Regions from separate parts of the Mus musculus genome. Here region 2 is linked to region 1. A link is a loop called in an ENCODE intact Hi-C map of the cell type or tissue named here. Cell type or tissue: gastrocnemius. All regions are shown on one strand. Links, peaks and the distances in the headings refer to the core of each region. The heading gives the core; the rest is flanking DNA.

Evidence for each region. Hi-C counts contacts between places; a loop is a spot of excess contacts. Peaks named below come from ENCODE experiments on the same cell type or tissue, not always from the same donor. Only the 100,000 strongest peaks of a DNase experiment are listed, where the experiment ranks them.
Region 2: a loop joins it to region 1, with 2.0 times the contacts of the local background. A loop is called at or near these places in 6 of 42 quality-filtered maps.

The regions. Positions count from the first base shown.
Region 1 is chr2:98,350,748-98,359,470 of GRCm38, forward strand. No RefSeq gene overlaps it. Among named protein-coding and RNA genes, the nearest start is that of Gm33780, 360 kb to the right of the region's middle. In gastrocnemius, for the core only: no CTCF peak of the experiment used is centred there; a DNase peak (open chromatin) is centred at 3,649.
Region 2 is chr2:98,401,016-98,409,738 of GRCm38, forward strand. No RefSeq gene overlaps it. Among named protein-coding and RNA genes, the nearest start is that of Gm33780, 310 kb to the right of the region's middle. In gastrocnemius, for the core only: no CTCF peak of the experiment used is centred there; no DNase peak of the experiment used is centred there.

The DNA of each region.
Region 1 (8,723 bases), core at 2,695-5,194:
ATCTTCTAGATCCATCCATTTGCCTAAGAATTTCATAAAAATAGCAAACATTGTTATTTTTTCAGTTTGTCATTAGAGATTCAACAGATGTTTTCTAAACAGCAACTACAATGTCAGATCTTTTGCATGATGCTCAGAAACATATGGAAGACATGTTTTAGGTAAAAATTACCCTGTCCTTCCTGTGTGCAGAAGAATGGCTTTCAACTTTTGTAAATATAAGTTTTATTTACCTGATGTAATTGTTGTCTCAGGGGCATATTGTTAAATAAGTTCACCTTTTCTAGTTCTGTATGCACTTTGGCAGGCTGGTTCAGCTTAAGTGTTCTGGCTCAAATTCTTCTCCCAGCTGACTGATTCAATCTGATTTCTCTCTCACTGAATTGCTCTGCTTGGCCTCAAAACCACTCTTGAAATTTTCTTTAATCTTCTGGCTCCTTCTTATTCTCTGGCTTCACCTGCTTTTGCTGACCAGCACTGAACTCACAAAGTCAGCTCCACTGACTCACGGCACTGACTCCAAATGACTGCTTCTATCAGTTTTGATTTCCTGTGATATTCTCCTGAGAGTTGGTTGTATCCTGTCTCTGACTTATTCTATCAAATCTTTGTCTGATTCAATTTCTCTGCCCCTGAATTAGATGTCAAGTTCAAACATGGCTGCTTCCTTCTAAAAGCTAATGCTAATTTAAAATGGTGTTTACTAAGGTCATATCTGTAGTCTAGCCAGAAGGATTAAAGATGTGTGGTGTGTCTGCATTCTCTCGAGATTACACAGACCTAGATTTTTAGATATGATCCCTTGAAGAGCAGTCATATGGTTGAATTAAGAATTCTATACAAATTTCATCAGATATTTTGTCTTGAAACAGAGTTTTTCTTAAAATCCTTGATTGCTATCAATAAGACTATGAAAATATAATTTGCCTTTGGCTACATGAGTTGTGAAGTAATTTATAATCAAAATGTCCTTGCAATGTGTGATGATCAAATGATTTGTTTGTGATATACTTCAAAGTATAGAAAATGCTGCAAAATAGCAGATATTGATGATACTTTGATCCATGATTATCAAGAATAAATTATAGCTTGGAAGATAAAAATATCTCATGGTTTCATTCAGTTCAAATTTTTAACACTTAAAACACAATGGCAGAGTTGACCACTTTGAAGACTAGTTCTTTGGTTACACTTTAGATACATCAACAAATGTATCTAATGGTAAATTTTTTTAAAGAGACATTTGTATCTTAACTATAAAAGCCACATTTAAAATGCAAAATGCTATAGCAAATAAAATGTATCTTAAAATCTTTCTTAAATGTAAATCTTATCTTAAAGTTTCTTGATTCTTCACCATGGGAAATCTGAAGGGAGAAGTTCTCTTCCTTTGACAACAGTTCAGTATCTTCAGATATCTATTGAGCATTTTCTCCTTGAACTCTGACTCCAGACTGCCTATATTTTGTATTTTCCTGTGTCTTCCTTTTTCTGAGTTTTATTTACTTTTATTATATCTATTCCTTGTCTACTAAAAGTATATTGAAATCTAATTTTAAGACAGACAGTGGTCTCTGTATGAAGGAGACAACAATGAACTGAACAGATAGGATTTCAAATGATAGAATTCCAATGAGGTTAAATTTTATCTTAGGTTGTTCAGTAAAAATAAACAATTCAAAAACTACCCTCAATCTTTGACTGCTGCAAGGAATCATCCTTTTAAATAAGACCTACATTGCTTTCCTGAATGTTTTCTGTGTTAACATATGAAAGGGCCACATACAGAACTCCAAAATTACATTCCTTGTAACAAAGAACTTTATAACAAAGAGCTTTGTACCTTGAATTGACTAAAAGTTAGCTATTTTTTCCTTCCTCCAACTCTTTAAATTTTGATTCATTCTTGACTAGAGCCGAATCTTGTTGACATAGACTTCCCTTAGTATAAAACAGTTTTTCATGTATCATATTGAGAGACATTCTGGTTGAACACTCAGAGGAACTAAATCCTTTCAGGCCATATTTACATTTCCTACAGTAAGTGTTTTATCATCAGTGTCTCAGATACACATAGTTCTCAGGTTCTGAGTACATTCTTTGAAATCATCCCTCCTGATGGTTTCTCCTTTCAAATTGTTACCACTGAGAATTCTGCACAGTGTTCTTTGATTAGCACTTACATACAAAGAAATGATTGCTACTGAGCAGAATGAGGATTCATAATATGTCATTCTAAGAACAGGATACAAGTTTGCTCAGAAAAAGAGAGTTTATTAAAATGTTGTCATAATTTAATGTGTTATCATTCTTTATTTGAATCAGATGAAACCACTTATCACCTGGACTGCATGTATCAGATTATTATGGCTATTGGAAATGGTATTTGGAATTATAGTCTAAGAATCATTGTCAGGAAGGAATACTTCTTGTGTGTGTGTATGAATGTCTATGTGTTTGTGTATGAAATACATGTATCATTGCTTTTAAGACTGAATATTTCTCTGTTGAGAGACCTTTCTACTTTTCCTTAACATTTGCATCTTATTTTCTGGTTCGAACTGACAAAAGCATGACCTCTCTTCTTTCCTTTGCCTGGTGGCTTTAATACACTTTAATACACTTTAATACACTTTAATAAACTTTCTGTATTGTACTAAAATGATTTTATTGTTTTCATTTTCTCTTTGTCTCTTATGTGAACATACATGTACACACAAACACACACTACATATACATGTGTATACAATATCATTCCTCCTGAGTTACAAGTGTTTGTAAATTTCATTTATTTTTATTGCTCACATTTACCTATTATTAGAAAAATATATTGACTTTCTCTTGAAGCATATAATCTCAGAATATTAAAGAATTTCTTGAAAGCAAAATTATAACTTTTCTTTCTAACTAGTGAATTTGCAGGATGATTTTCACAGTCAGTTCTTCTTAACAGCTATGTTTGACTTTTAATATGGAATTTGCAGTTCCTCAGGAGCTGTATAGTGGAAGCACCTGGTAAAAACAAATACAATGTGAAATTAATATTATAGGTTGTGGTTCTACTAAGAGTTTACATGTAAGACTTGGGCTTTTCTAAAATCTCATGAAAGAGAAGAAAGAGAATCGGTGTGGTACAAATAGAAAAAGTGCATACCTTTGAGTGAAGAAATAAATAGAGTTAAAGTTTAAGATTGACTTAGTTTATTCCTTTCTAAGGAAAGTGAACTAATTAAAAAAAAAAGGACAGATCCTCTTCATATTCATATGTGTGCTGGCTTTGATAAAAAAAGCTACAATGGGCTATGAAATAGAGACTAACTGAATCATAGGTGAGAATGCCTCATCCACCATTCCTTTTACATAAAAAGATGTGTGGATTGATGTTCTGTCATTTTTCACTGCAGTTCACACGTGTTCCCTGGACCTCTCTCTTCCTCCGAGTCTCACCTTCTGTCAATATGAAAAATGAAATGACAGCAATAGAACTTTCATTTTTTTTTTCTTCTTTGAGATTTGCAAATCATGTGAGAGTAGGGAACCATCTGTTACTATCATGTAATAAGGCCCAAAGTACTGGGCAGAGAAAATACTGTCTGGCATGGCAAATGTATCAGCTGGCCCAGATCTCGACCAGGCTCCCGCCCCAGAAGTGTGGAGGACCTGGGGACACTGATTCTGGCAGGCATTTTGTAGGCATGCTGGTGTTCCACAGAACATGAAGGAACAGCTGCAGGGAGCAGGGGTGGTACAGCAGGTTGTGAAATGAGATATGAGCTTGTGTCAGAGTCATTAAGCTTTTCTGATAAATGGGCTGCAAATTAATTGATAGTTTTACTAATTAATTTATTTGAGTTGCTGTAATCCTCAGACCTGGCTGTGGCTGTTAACAGTGCAGCATGTTACTTCAGCACAGAGAGGATTTTTGTTGTTGTTGTTGTTGTGGTTCTTGTTCTTGCTGTTGTTTTATTTTGTTTTTTTTTTTCCACTCCAAATAAGGAATTTGGTTTTAGACTTCCTTACTGATGAGGCTTCTCAAAACAGATCAGCAACAAGACTAATAAACCATTAAAATGCACTGTTAATGCACATTAATACTTGAATCATGATATTTATATTAGGAAGAATGGTAACATTGCCAATCTTCTGAATTTGTATTGGAATGCATGAGAATTGCCCCAAGTGGCATTAATAGACCTTCATGAAATTGTTGCCATATCTAACTGCTAAGTATCTTTCCTTAGTAGGGAAATTAAGCACCAGTATGTCAGAGAATGTAGATAAATGTGCTCATCTGCTTCTGAAATTAACTCTTGATGTGTGCATAAAAACATATAAATATACACACATGAGATTTCATGAGGCAAACATGATGCCTATGTATATAAATAAGTAAATACTTCATTTTTCTTTTCCTGAAAATAAATATTATCTAATCTATCACTCTAAATTAGTAAATATTAATCATATATCATGAAACAAAATACTACAGTATAGCTTACATAAACATAAACAAAAATCCCCTTACCTAGTATGCTATTCTGTTGCTGTGATAAAGAATACCCAAGATATAAGATAGAATTTGCAAAACACATGAAACTCAAGAAGAACGAAGACCAAAGTGTGGACACTTTTCCCCTTCTTAGATTTGGGAACAAAACACCCATGGAAGGAGTTACAGAGTCAAAGTTTGGAGCTGAGACGAAAGGATGGACCATATAGAGACTGCCGTATCCCATAATCAGTTTCCAAAAGTTAACACTATTGCATACACTGGCAAGATTTTGCTGAGAGGACCCAGATATAGCTGTCTCTTATGAGGCTATGCCGGGGCCTAGCAAACACAGAAGAGGATGCTCACAGTCAGCTATTGGGTGGATCACAGGGTCCCCAATGGAGTAGCTAGGAAAGTACCCAAACAGCTAAAGGGGTCTGCAACCCTATAGGTGGAACAACATTATGAACTAACCAGTACCCCCCGGAGCTCATGTCTCTAGCTGCATATGTATCAGAAGTTTGCCTAGTCAGCCATCAGTGGAAAGAGAGGTCCATTGGTCATGCAAACTTTATATGCCCCAGTACATGGGGAATGCCAGGGCCAAGAAGTGGGAGTGGGTGTGTGGGAGAGAGGGTGGGGGAGCGTGTGGGGGACTTTTGGGATAACATTGAAAATGTAAATGAAATAAATACCTAATTACAAAAAGCAAATGGGATAGGGAAGTATTTATTTGGCTTCATATTATAGTACATCATAAGAGACGCCAAGGCAGGAACTCAAGTATGGAAGCTGGATCTCAAACAGAAAGGAACAGTACTCACTGGCTTCAGGAGGAATCTTCCTTATAAGGCTCAAGCTTACTTGCCTCAGGTAGCAGCAAACTCTGTGCCTTGACCTTTCCACATTCATCATTAATCAAGATAATGCCACAAGTGATTACACCAATGGTAATATAATAGAAACAATTCTTTAATTGAGATTTCTTCTTTCCAAGTTTGTTTGCTTTGATTAAATTTGGCAAAAATTAAATATGAGACTTTTCAATATATAAAACTAAAATAGTATAATTATGTAATTTAAAAAGCATTATCTATATTTTGTCATGCTATATTGTTTGTGTTGAATGTAGTTTTCTAAAGCTTTAAGTGAAGAAATAGTGACAGTATAACTTAAGACTCTACTTGTTCAGAGTGATAACCATAAATTAACATATTCCTTAGATATGAGGCTTTCTTACAGATCTATAAACACATATTTGTATACATGAATAAATATACAAAATATATATTGATATGTGGCATATATTATGCCTTCTTTTTTAGCAAAACATTTTCATTATAACTGGTTTAGTTCTTTTTTGTTTGTTTGTTTGTTTGTTTCTTTTTAATCACCCTAAAATAATCCATTTTAAAAATAATAATTCAATTAAAACACATTGACATTATGTGGTTTTAACATCTTAAGATACTTTAGTTTAAATCATATCTACATAGCTACTGATATATCCTAATATTTTCCTTATTTTTGTTTCAATTTGATACAAGTTAGAGTCATTTCAGACAATAATCTCTGAATTGAAAAAAAAATGCCTCTTTGAGATTAAAGTACAGGCTGGAGCAGACTCCTAGTTGGTCTGATCCCATGAAAACTCCACATCCTGAAACATCCTAGAGGACTTGCTGCACTCAGAGCAGTTGCTAAGAATCCCCCTCTCAAGTCCCAGAGCTGCTACTGGGAACCTGGTGGACACAGAAACATCACCCACCAAAACCCCCACCCTCCCAAACACCACTCCCCTTCCTTCTATCGCTTCCACCCCTTCTGCCTGTTTCTTGCTGCTGGGGCAGACCCCTAATTTGGTCTACTCCCATGAAGACTCCATATCCCAACCATTCTAGAGGACCTGCTACACTCAGATCAGTTGAACCCGCTGCACTCAGAATGATTGAATAGTAGAGGACCCAGAGCAGTTGAGGATCCAATGTTCTCAGAGAAGTTGAGGATTGGGTGCACTAAGCACAGTTGGACAACAGCCTGATTATTCCACTGAAGACCTAACAGTCTGAAGGCCTCCCTGGAGACCTACTGCAGCCAGGGAAACAGATCAGCAGCTTCTCTGCCTCTGTAAAGAGCCCCCAATTGGAAGGTCCCACAGGTGGGCTGATACAGCCAGGGCCACAGCCCTACAGGAGAAATGAATCAACCCAAGGACAAAAGAGGCAGACACTGTAGAGTCACCCAGATCAACAAACAAAAGGGATATCCAGATGGCAAAAGACAAGCACAAGACCATAAGCAAAAGAAGCCAAGATACATGAGCATCATCAGAACCCAGTTCTCCCACCACAGAAAGCTCTGAATATGCCAATACACCTGAAAATCAGGAAGCTGACATAAAGTCCTATATCATGGAGATAATAGAGTCCTTTAAGGAGGATATCAATAACTCACTGAAAGAAATACAGAAAAACACAGGTAAACAGGTGAAGGAATTGAATAAACTGATCTAAAACTTAAAAGTGGAAGTAGAAAAAATAAGGAAAGCATAGATTGAGGCAAACTTGGAAATGGAGAACCTAGGAAAGAAGATGGGAATTACAGATGTAAATATTACCAACAAAATATACGAGATAAAAGAGAATCTCGGGTATAATAGATATGGTAGAAGAGATTGACACAACTGTTAAAGTTCAAATCATAAAAAAACTCCTAACCCAAAGCATCCAGGAAATTCAGGACACAATGAAAATACCAAATCTAAGGATATTTAGAATAGAGGAGAACAAAGATTACCAGGTCAAAGGACTTGAAAATGTCTTCAACAAAATCCTAGAAGAAAAGTTCCCCAACCTAAGAAAGATATGGGCATAAAGGTACAAGAAGCTTATAGAACATGGAATAAATGGGATCAGAAAAGAAGATATCTTCACATAATTATCAAAACACTAAATGCACAGAGCAAAGAAAGAATATTAAAAGCTGCAGGGGAAAAAGGCCAAGTAACAAGGTAGACCCATTAGAATTACACCAGACTTCTCAACAGAGTCTATGAAAGCTAGAAGAGATTCACCAGACATGATGCAGACTCTAAGAGAACAGAAATGGTAGCCCAGGCTACTATATAGAGCAAAACTCTCAATCAGCATAGATGGAGGAACCAAAATATTCCAGGACAAACCCAAAAACAGACAGTATCTATCCACCAACTCAGGCCTGGAGAGGATCCTGGAAGGAAAACTCCAACACAAGAAAGATACATGCACCAAAGAAAGGAAAAGATAGAAATCATCTCACAACAAAGTCAAAAGTAGAGAGCCACAAGCACATATAGCCACCTACAAAAACAAGCATATCAGGAACCAACAGTCATCTTTTTAATAACTCTCAATATTAATGGACACAACTCACCTATAAAAAATATAAGCTAACAGACTGCATATGCAAATGAGATCCAGCATTTTGCTGCTCACAAGAAACACATCTCAACAAAAAAGACACACTATCTCAGAGTAAAAAGATGAAAAATGTTCTTCCAAGTAAATGATCCCTGGAAACAATCAGGAGTTGCCATTCTAATATCCAATAAATTAGATTTTAACCAAAAGTTATCAAGCATGATGGAGGACACTTCATATTCAGCAAGGCAATAATCCACCAAGAGAAAGTCTTAATTGTAAACATCTATGCCCCAAATGCAAAAGCACCGAAATTCATAAAAGCAACTTTACTAAAACTCAAAACACACATTGACTCCACACAATAATATCAGGAGATTTAAACGCCCCACTCTCACCAATGGGCAGCTCACTAAAACAGAATCTAAGCAGAGACACAGTGAAACTAAGAGAAGTTATGAACCAAATGGTTTTAACAGATATATAGAGGATATTTCATCCTAAAACAAATCCAACTACACATCAAAACCATCATTCACCATGATCAAGTAGGCTTCATCTCACGATACAAGGTTGGTTTAATATGCAAAATTCCATTAATGTAATCCACTATATAAACAAACTCAAAGAAAAAAAATCACATGGTCATCTTCCTTGATGCTGAAAAGGCATTTGTCAAAATACAACACCCCTTAATGTTAAACGTAATGGAGAAGTCAGGAATTCAATGCCCATACCTAAACATAATAAAATCAATTTATTGCAAACCAGCAGCTAATAACAAATTAAATGGAGACATACTCAAAACAATCCCACTGAAATTGGAGACAGGA
Region 2 (8,723 bases), core at 2,538-5,037, 50 kb after region 1:
AATGTGTGTTTGAGTAATCCTGGTTTAAATCTTTGTGGTTGATGTGGGTTTTCTTTTGTTTAGTGTTTTGTTCTTAGGACAAAAATGCCTGAATCTTCAATGGTGCTTTCTTCTGGGTAATGAGTGAGACAACCATTCAACCAGTGAGCCAGATAATGAATAGATGTTGGGCTTGATTACATTTTAAATGCATATTAACCATTTAACCCCAATTGGAAGTGCTACTGAAAAAGACTTTGAATAAGCTGAAGCCTTAAAAGCAAAGCAACAGAAGATAACTTCTGGGTCTTGTATCCTGGATCTCTCAGTGACCAGTGCACACAGGAGAGCACATGGGCCTCAGAAGCAACAGAGCTTCTTGGACAGGGTCCCTTCAGGCCTTCATCATCAGCCAAGAGGCAGAGCTGAGAACCAGATCTCTGGCCACCTTCCCTGCCAGAGGAAAGACTGCCTCCAGGGAGGGCTTTGACCCTAGGACTCAGGTGAGAGCACCATCCTGTATCCGGGTCTCTCAGAGACCAATCCACACAGGAGAGCTCACAGGCCACAGAAGCAACAGAACGTCTTGGACAGGGACACTTCAGACCTTCATCTTCAGCCTGGAGAGAGAGCTGCAATCCAGATCTCTGTGCACCTTCCCTACAAGAGGAGACCTGGCTGCAGAGAGTGCTCTGCCCACTGGGACTCAGGAGAGAGTTGGACTCTCAGGAGTGCTGAGAGAGGCTAACATAATCACAGGAGGAACAAGCTCAAGTCAGAGACAGCTAGAACATCTAACTCCAGAGATTACCAGATGGCAAAAGGCAAATATAAGAATCTTACTAACAGAAGTCAAGACCACTCAGCATCATCAGTACCCAGTACTCCCAACACAGTGAGTCCTGGATATCCCCATACCTGAAAAGCAAGATTTGGATTTAAAATCATATTTCTTGATGCAGGTAAAGGATTATAAGAAGAGCATTAATAACTCACTTAAAGAAATACAGGAGAACACTACTAAACAGATAGAAGTCCTTAAAGTAGAAAAACAAAAAATCCCTTAAAGAATTAAAGGAAATCAAAACCAAACAGGAGAAGAAATTGAACAAAACGATCCAAAATCTAAAATGGAAGTAGAAACAATAAAGAAAGCCCAAAGGAAACAACTCTGGAAATAGAAATCCTAGGAAAGAAATCAGGAACCTTAGATGTGAGCATCAGCAACAGAATACAAGAGATTTAAGAGAGAATCTCAGGTGCAGAAGATTCCATAGAAAACATGGACACAGCAATCAAAGAAAATGCAAAAAGATCTAACTCAAATCATACAGGAAATTTATGACACAATGAAAAGACCAAACCTAAGGATAATAGAAATAGATGAGACTGAAGATTTTCAACTTACAAGGCCAGTAACAACAAATTATAGAAGAAAACTTCCCTAATCTAAAGAAAGAGATGCCCATGAACATACAAGAAGCCTACCTAACTCCAAATAGACTGAACCAGAAAAGAAATTCCTCCTGACATATAATAATCAGAACAACAAATTCACTAAATAAAGATAGAATATTAAAAGCTGTAAGGGAAAAAGGTCAAGTAATATATAAAGGTAGATCTATTAGAATTACACCAAACTTCTCACCAGAGACTATGAAAGCCAGAAGATCCTGGAAAGATGTTATACAGAACATAAGAGAACTCAAATGCCAGCCCAGGCTATTTTACCCAGAAAAACTCTCCATTACCATAGAGGGAGAAACCAAAACATTCCACGAAAAACCAAATTCACACAACATCTTTCCATGAATCCAGCCCTTCAAATGATAATAAAGGGAAAACTCCAGGAGAAGGAGGGAAATTATGCCCTGGAAAAAGCGAGAAAGTAATCCTTCAATAAACCTAATAAAAAAGATAGCCACAAGAGCAGAATCCTAACTCTAACAACAAAAATAACAGGAAGCATCAATTAGTTTTCCTTAATATATCTTAATGTCATTGGACTCAATTCCCAAATAAAAAGACACAGACTAATAGACTGGCTACATAAACAGGACCCAACATTTTGCTGCATATTGGAAACCCACCTCAGAGACAGAGACACTACCTCAGAGTAAAAGGCTGGAAAACAATTTACCAAGCATATGGTCCTAAGAAACAAGCTGAAGTAGCCATTCTAATATCGAATAAAATCGATTTCCAGTGCAAATTTATCAAAAAAGACAAGGAGGAGCACTTCATACTCATTAAAGGTAAAATCTTCCAAGATGAACTCTCAATTTTGAATATGCTCCAAATGCAAGGGCAGTCATATTCTTTAAAGAAACTTTAGTAAAGTTCAAAGCACACATTGCACCTCACACAATAATAGTGAGAAACTTCAACTCCATACTCTCATCAATGGAAAGATCCTGGAAACAGAAACTGAACAGAGACAAATTGAAAATAACAGAAGTTATGAAACAAATGGAGCTAACAGATATCTACAGAACATTTTATCCTAAAACACCTCATGGTACCTTCTCCAAAATTGACCATATAATTGGTCACAAAAAAGGCCTCAACAGATACAAAAATATTGAAATTATCTCATACATCCTATCAGATCACCATGGACTAAGGCTGATCTTCAATAACACAATAAATAATAGAAAGCCAACATTCTTTTTCTAAAATTGCTTTTTATTAAATATTTTCTTTATTTACATTTCAAATGATATCCCCTTTCCTAGTTTCCCCTATGAAAATCCACTATCCCCTCCTCCCCCCGATTCTCCCCAACCCACCTACTCCCATTCCTGGTCCTGGCATTTCTCTATACTGGGGCATAGAGGAACAAGGGTCTCTTCTCCTATTGATGACCAACTAGGCAATCCTCTGCCACATATATAGCTAGAGCCACAAGATCCACCATGTCTTTTCTTTGATTGGTGGTATAATTCCAAAAAGCTCTGTGGGTACTGGTTAGTTCATATTGATGTTCCTTCTATGGGGCTTCAGTCCCCTTCAGCCCCCTGGGTATTTCTCTGGCTCCTTCATTGGTGACCTTGTGCATACATCCTTGTGCATTGGGGACTGTGAGCATCCACTTCTATATTTGCCAGGCACTGGAAAAGCCTCTCAGGAGACAGCAATATCAGGCTCCTATCAGCAGGCTCTTGTTGGCATCTGCCTAGTGTCTTGGTTTGCTGGTTGATTATGGGCTGAATCCCCAAGTGGGGCAGTCTCTGGATGGTTGTTCCTTCAGGATCTGCTCTGCACTCTGTCTCCTTAACTCCTTCCATGGATATTTTCTTCCCCAATCTAAGAAGGAACAAAGTATCCACACTTTGGTCTTCCTTCATTTTGAGGATGTTGAGCATTGTTTCAGGTACTTTTCAGCCATTTAGTATTCCTAAGTTGAGAATTCTTGTTTAGCTCTGTACCCCATTTTAATGGGGTTATTTGATTTTGTGGAGTCCAGTTCCTTTAGTTCTTTATATATATTGGATATTAGTTCCCTATCAGATTTAGAATTGGTAAAGATCCTTTCCCAATCTGTTGGTGAACTTTTTGTCTTATTGGCAGTGTCTTGCCCATATCTGTGAGGCATTTCCCACTTCCTACTCTGTAAGTTTCAGTGTCTTTGGTTTTATGTGTAGTTCCTTGATCCACTTAGAATTGAGCTTAGTACAAGGAGATAAGAATGGATCAATTCGCATTCTTCTGCTTGATAACTGCCAGTTGAGCCAGGACCATTTGTTGAAAATGCTGTCTTTTTTTTCCACTGGATGATTTTAGCTTTGTCCAAGATCAAGTGACCATAGAAGTTTGGGTTCATTTCTGGGTCTTCAATTCTATTCCATTGATTTACCTATCTGTAGCTATAACAGTACCATGCAGTTTTTAATCACAATTGCTCTTTAGTACAGTTTGAGATCAGGCATGGTGATTACACCAGAGGTTCTTTTATTGTTGAGAATAGTTTTTCCTATCCTAGGTTTTTTGTTATTCCAGATGAATTTGCAAATTGCCCTTTCAAATTCTTTGAAGAATTGAGTTAAAATTTTGATGGGGATTGCATTGAATCTGTAGATTGCTTTCAGCAAGATAGCCATTTTGATTATATCAATCCTGCCAATCCATGAGCATGGGAGATCTTTCCATCTTCTGAGATCTTCTTTGATTTCTTTCTTCAGAGACTTGAATTTCTTATCATACAGATCTTTCTCTTCCTTAGTTAGAGTTACACCAAAGTATTTTATAATATTTGTGACTATTGTGAAGGGTGTTGTTTTCCTAATTTCTTTCTCAGCATGTTCGTTTTTTGTGTAGAGAAAGGCCACTGATTTGTTTGAGTTAATTTTTTATCCAGGTACTGCACTGAAGCTGTATGTAAGGTTTAGGAGTTCTCAGGTTTAATTTTTAGGGCCACTTATATATATTATAATATCATCTGCAAATAGTGATATTTTGACTTCTTCCTTTTCCATTTGGATCCTCCTGATCTCCTTTTGTTGTCTAATTGTTCTGGATAGGACTTAAAGTACTATATTAGGTAGGGAGAAATTAGGCAGCCTAGTCTAGTCCCTGATTTTAGTGGAATTGCTTAAAGTTTCTCTTTATTTAGGTTGATGTCTACTACTGATTTCTGGTAGGTTGCTTTTATTATGTTTAGTTATGGGCCTTGAATTCCTGATATTACCAGAACTTTTATCATGAAGGGGTATTGGATTTTTGTCAAATGCTTTCTCAGCATCTAAGGAGATGATGATGTGGTTTTTATTGTTAAGTTTGTTTAAATAGTGGATTACTTTGATGGATTTCCATATATTAAACCATCGCTGTAATCCTGGGATGAAGCCTACTCAATCATGATGGATGATCATTTTGATGTGTTCTTAGATTAAGTTTGCAAGAAGTTTATTGAGTATTTTTGCACTGATAGTCATGAGGGAAATTGGCCTGAAGTACTTTCTTTGTTGGGTATTCATGTGGTTTAGGTATCAGAGGAATTGTGGCTTCATAGAACGAATTGGGTAGAGTACCTTCAGTTTCTATTTTGTGAACAAGTTTGAGGAGAATTGGAATTAGATCTTCTTCAATGGTCTCGTAGAACTCTGCACTAAACCCATCTGGTCCTGGGTTTTTTTTTTTTTTTTTATTGGAAGACTATTGATGACTGATTCTATTTCATTAGGGGATATGGGACTGTTTAGATCATTAATCTGATCATGGTTTAACTTTGTTACCTGGTATCTGTCTAGAAAATTGTCCATTTCATCAAGATTTCCCAGTTTTGTTGAGTATAGGCTTTTGCAGTAGGATTTGATGATGTTTTAGATTTCCTGAGTTCTTTTGTTATGTCTCCCTTTTCATTTTTGATTTTGTTAATCAGGATAGTGTCCCTGAGCCCTCTAGTTACTCTGGCTAAGAGTTTATCTATCTTGTTGATTTTTCAAAAAACCAACTCCTGGTTGGTTGATTCTTTGTATAGTTCTTTTTGTTTCCACTTGCTTGATTTCAGCCCTGAGTTTGATTATTTCCTGCCGTCTACTCCTTTTGGGTGAATTTGCTTCATTTTGTTCTAGAGCTTTTAGGTGTGCTGTCAAGCTGCTAGTATATGCTATTTCTATTTTATTTTTCGTGGCACTCATACCTATGAGCTTTCCTTTTAGGACTGCTTTCATTGTGTCCCATAATTTTGGGCATGTGGTGAATTCATTTTCATTAAACTCTAAAAAGTCTTTAATTTCTATCTTTCTTTTTTACTTGACCAAGTTATCATTGAATAGAGTGTTGTTCAGCTTCCAAGTGAATGTTGGCTTTGTATTACTTATGTTGTTATTGAAGATCAGCCTTAGTCTGTGGTGATTTGATAGGATGTATGGGATAATTTCAATATTTTTCTATCTGTTCAGTCCTGTATTCTGTACTTGCTTCCTTCCATCTCAGCTCCAAACTTTGTCTCTGTAACTCTTTCCATGGGTATGTTGTTCCCCTTTCTAAGAAATAATGAAGTATCCACAATTTGGTATTCCTTCTTGAGTTTCATGTGTTTTGCAAATTGTATCTTGTGTATTCTAAGTTTCTGGGCTAATATCCACTTATCATTGAGTGCATATCATGTGTGTTCTTTTGTGAATGGTTTACCTCACTCAGGATGATATCTTCCAGATCCATCCATTTACCTAAAAATTTTATAAATTCATTGTTTTTAATAGCTGAGTAGTACATCATTGTGTAAATGTACCACATTTTCTGTGTCCATTCCTCTGTTAAGGGACATCTCAGTATTTCCAGCTTCTGGATGTTATAAATAAAGTTGCTATGAACATAGTGGAGAATGTGTCCCTATTGCAAGTTAGAACATCTTCTAGGTATATGCTCAGAAGAGTAATTGCTGGATCTTCCAGTAATATTATGTCCAATTCTCTGAGGAACCACCAAACTGCTTTCCAGAGTGGTTGCACTAGCTTGTAATCCTATCAACAAAGGGTGAATATTCCTCTTTCTCCACATACTCACCATCATCTGCTCTCACTTGAATTTTTAATCTTAGCCATTCTGACTGGTGTGAGTTGGAATCTCAGGGTTGTTTTGATTTGCATTTCCCTGATGACTAATGATGTTGAACTTTTTTTTTTTGGTGCCTTTTGGTCATTTGAGATTCTTTAGATGAGATTTTTTTGTTTTTGAGAATTTTTCATTCAGCTCTGTATCCCATTTTCATTAGCACCCTATTAAAAATGTGTAGCAGTGGGGGATTGGGAATGTGAGGAAGCCACTAGAAAGTCCCAGATGCCAGGAAAGCAAGAGGCTCCCAATATCCAACAGGGATGACATTAACTGAAATACCCAACAACGTAGAGAGAGAACCTGTAGAGATCATAGCCAGAGGTTAGGCATGGCCCCCAGTTAGGGATGGGGCCACTTACCCATCTCAAAAATATTAACTCAGAATTGCTCGATTCTACTGGAAATTCAGGGACAAAGAATGGAGCAGAGAGTGAAGGAAAGGGCTTCTAGAGACTGCCTCACCTAGGGATTCATCCCATCTTCAAACACTAAACGCAGATACTAATGCCAAGAAGTCCTTGCTGACAGGAGCCTAGTATAGCTGTCCCCTGAGAGGCTTCACCAGAACCTGCCCATTACAAATGTCGATGCTTGCAGTCAGCCATAGGACTGAACATGTGGACCCCAATGGAAGAGCTAAGGAAAGGACTGAAGGAGCTGAAGGGATTTGCAACACCATTGGAAGAACAACAATATCAACCAACCAGACCCCCTATAGCTCCCAAGGACTAAATCACCAACCAACGACTACACATGGAAGTACCCATGGCTCCAGCTACACATGTAGCAGAGGATTGTCCTATCTGGCATCAAGGGAAGAGGAGACTCTTGGTCCTGGGAAGGCCAGACACTCCAGTGTAGGGGAATGCTAGGGCAGTGAGGCAGAAGTGCATAGGTGGTTTGGTCAGGGAGTACCCTCATAGAAGCTAGGGGAAGGGAGGATTGGGTAAGAGGTTTAAGGAGGAGAAACCAGGAAGCAGGAGAGCATTTGAAAAGTTAATAAATAAAATAAGCAATATAAAAAGGAAAAGAATAAGCTTATCCCACGTTTCTTAAAAAATAAATTGTTAATGTACAGCAGTTCTGATAACATAGTTTAGTTTAATTTGATTAAATCCTTAGTGTGCTTCTGAATGATAGGTAATAGTTAATGAAATTTGATGTCTAATATAAATAAGTAGACTTAACTGTTCCTGTAACATTGAATTATTTAAGTTTAAAGTTACTAAAATATAATTGCCACAAAATTTGTCAAATTGTTTTGTTAAGTAAATAAAATGCTTCAGGATATGTAATGGGAAGAGAAACTGTTGCTCATAAACACTGTCTTTTATATCTACTAATTGTCTATACAGGGAAATGAACAAAGGCAAGAGGTTTTCTTGTCTCGAAGACAGGGGTAATACCATTAACAGACTTTATCGTGAGGTGATAAGCATGAACAATAGATTGCTTGTTAAAATGTGGAAAACAGCTCAGATTTTACAATGACCTACAGTGGATTATAGGGCAATAATAAATAAAATTGGAAATATAGTTTGTTTAGAAGGCTCTACCCACAGAAGTACAGCATTAGTTAGAATAGTTTTCAAATTTAGAATATTTTAATATACTAAAATGAACTAAAATTTTTGATTTACATTATAAAGAAAACCTTTCAGGAGAGAATATATTATTTAGTTAAAAATAAATTAACTTTCAAATGAAACAACCTTATTTTTTTAATAAAACTTGATGGGTTACCTTAGATAAATTTATTTTTAATCTCTAGTCCAGACATTCGAAGAGTGATTTGACCAAAGCAAGGCAAAGTAAAAAAAAAAAAAAAAAAAGAAAGAAAGAAAGAAACGTCTCTTTTAAGATGTATGTTGAGCAGCAGCGGTCCCCATCTGGGTTCCGGGACTCCACGGGACCTAGGAAATTAGTCTGAACAGGTTAGAGGGTGTGCCAGAGAACCAGACAGCTTCTGGGAAGGGTGGAAGCACAGAGCCACTGAGGCAGCACCCTTGGCAGGCCGCAGACAGCCGGCCACCATCCGGACCAGAGGACAGGTGTCTGCCTGGCTTGGGAGGCGGCCTCAGCCTCAGCAGCAGCGGTCACCATCTTGGTTCCAGGACTCCCTGGAACTTAGGAATTTAGTCTGCACAGGTGAGAGTCTGCACCACAGAAGCTGACAGCTTCTG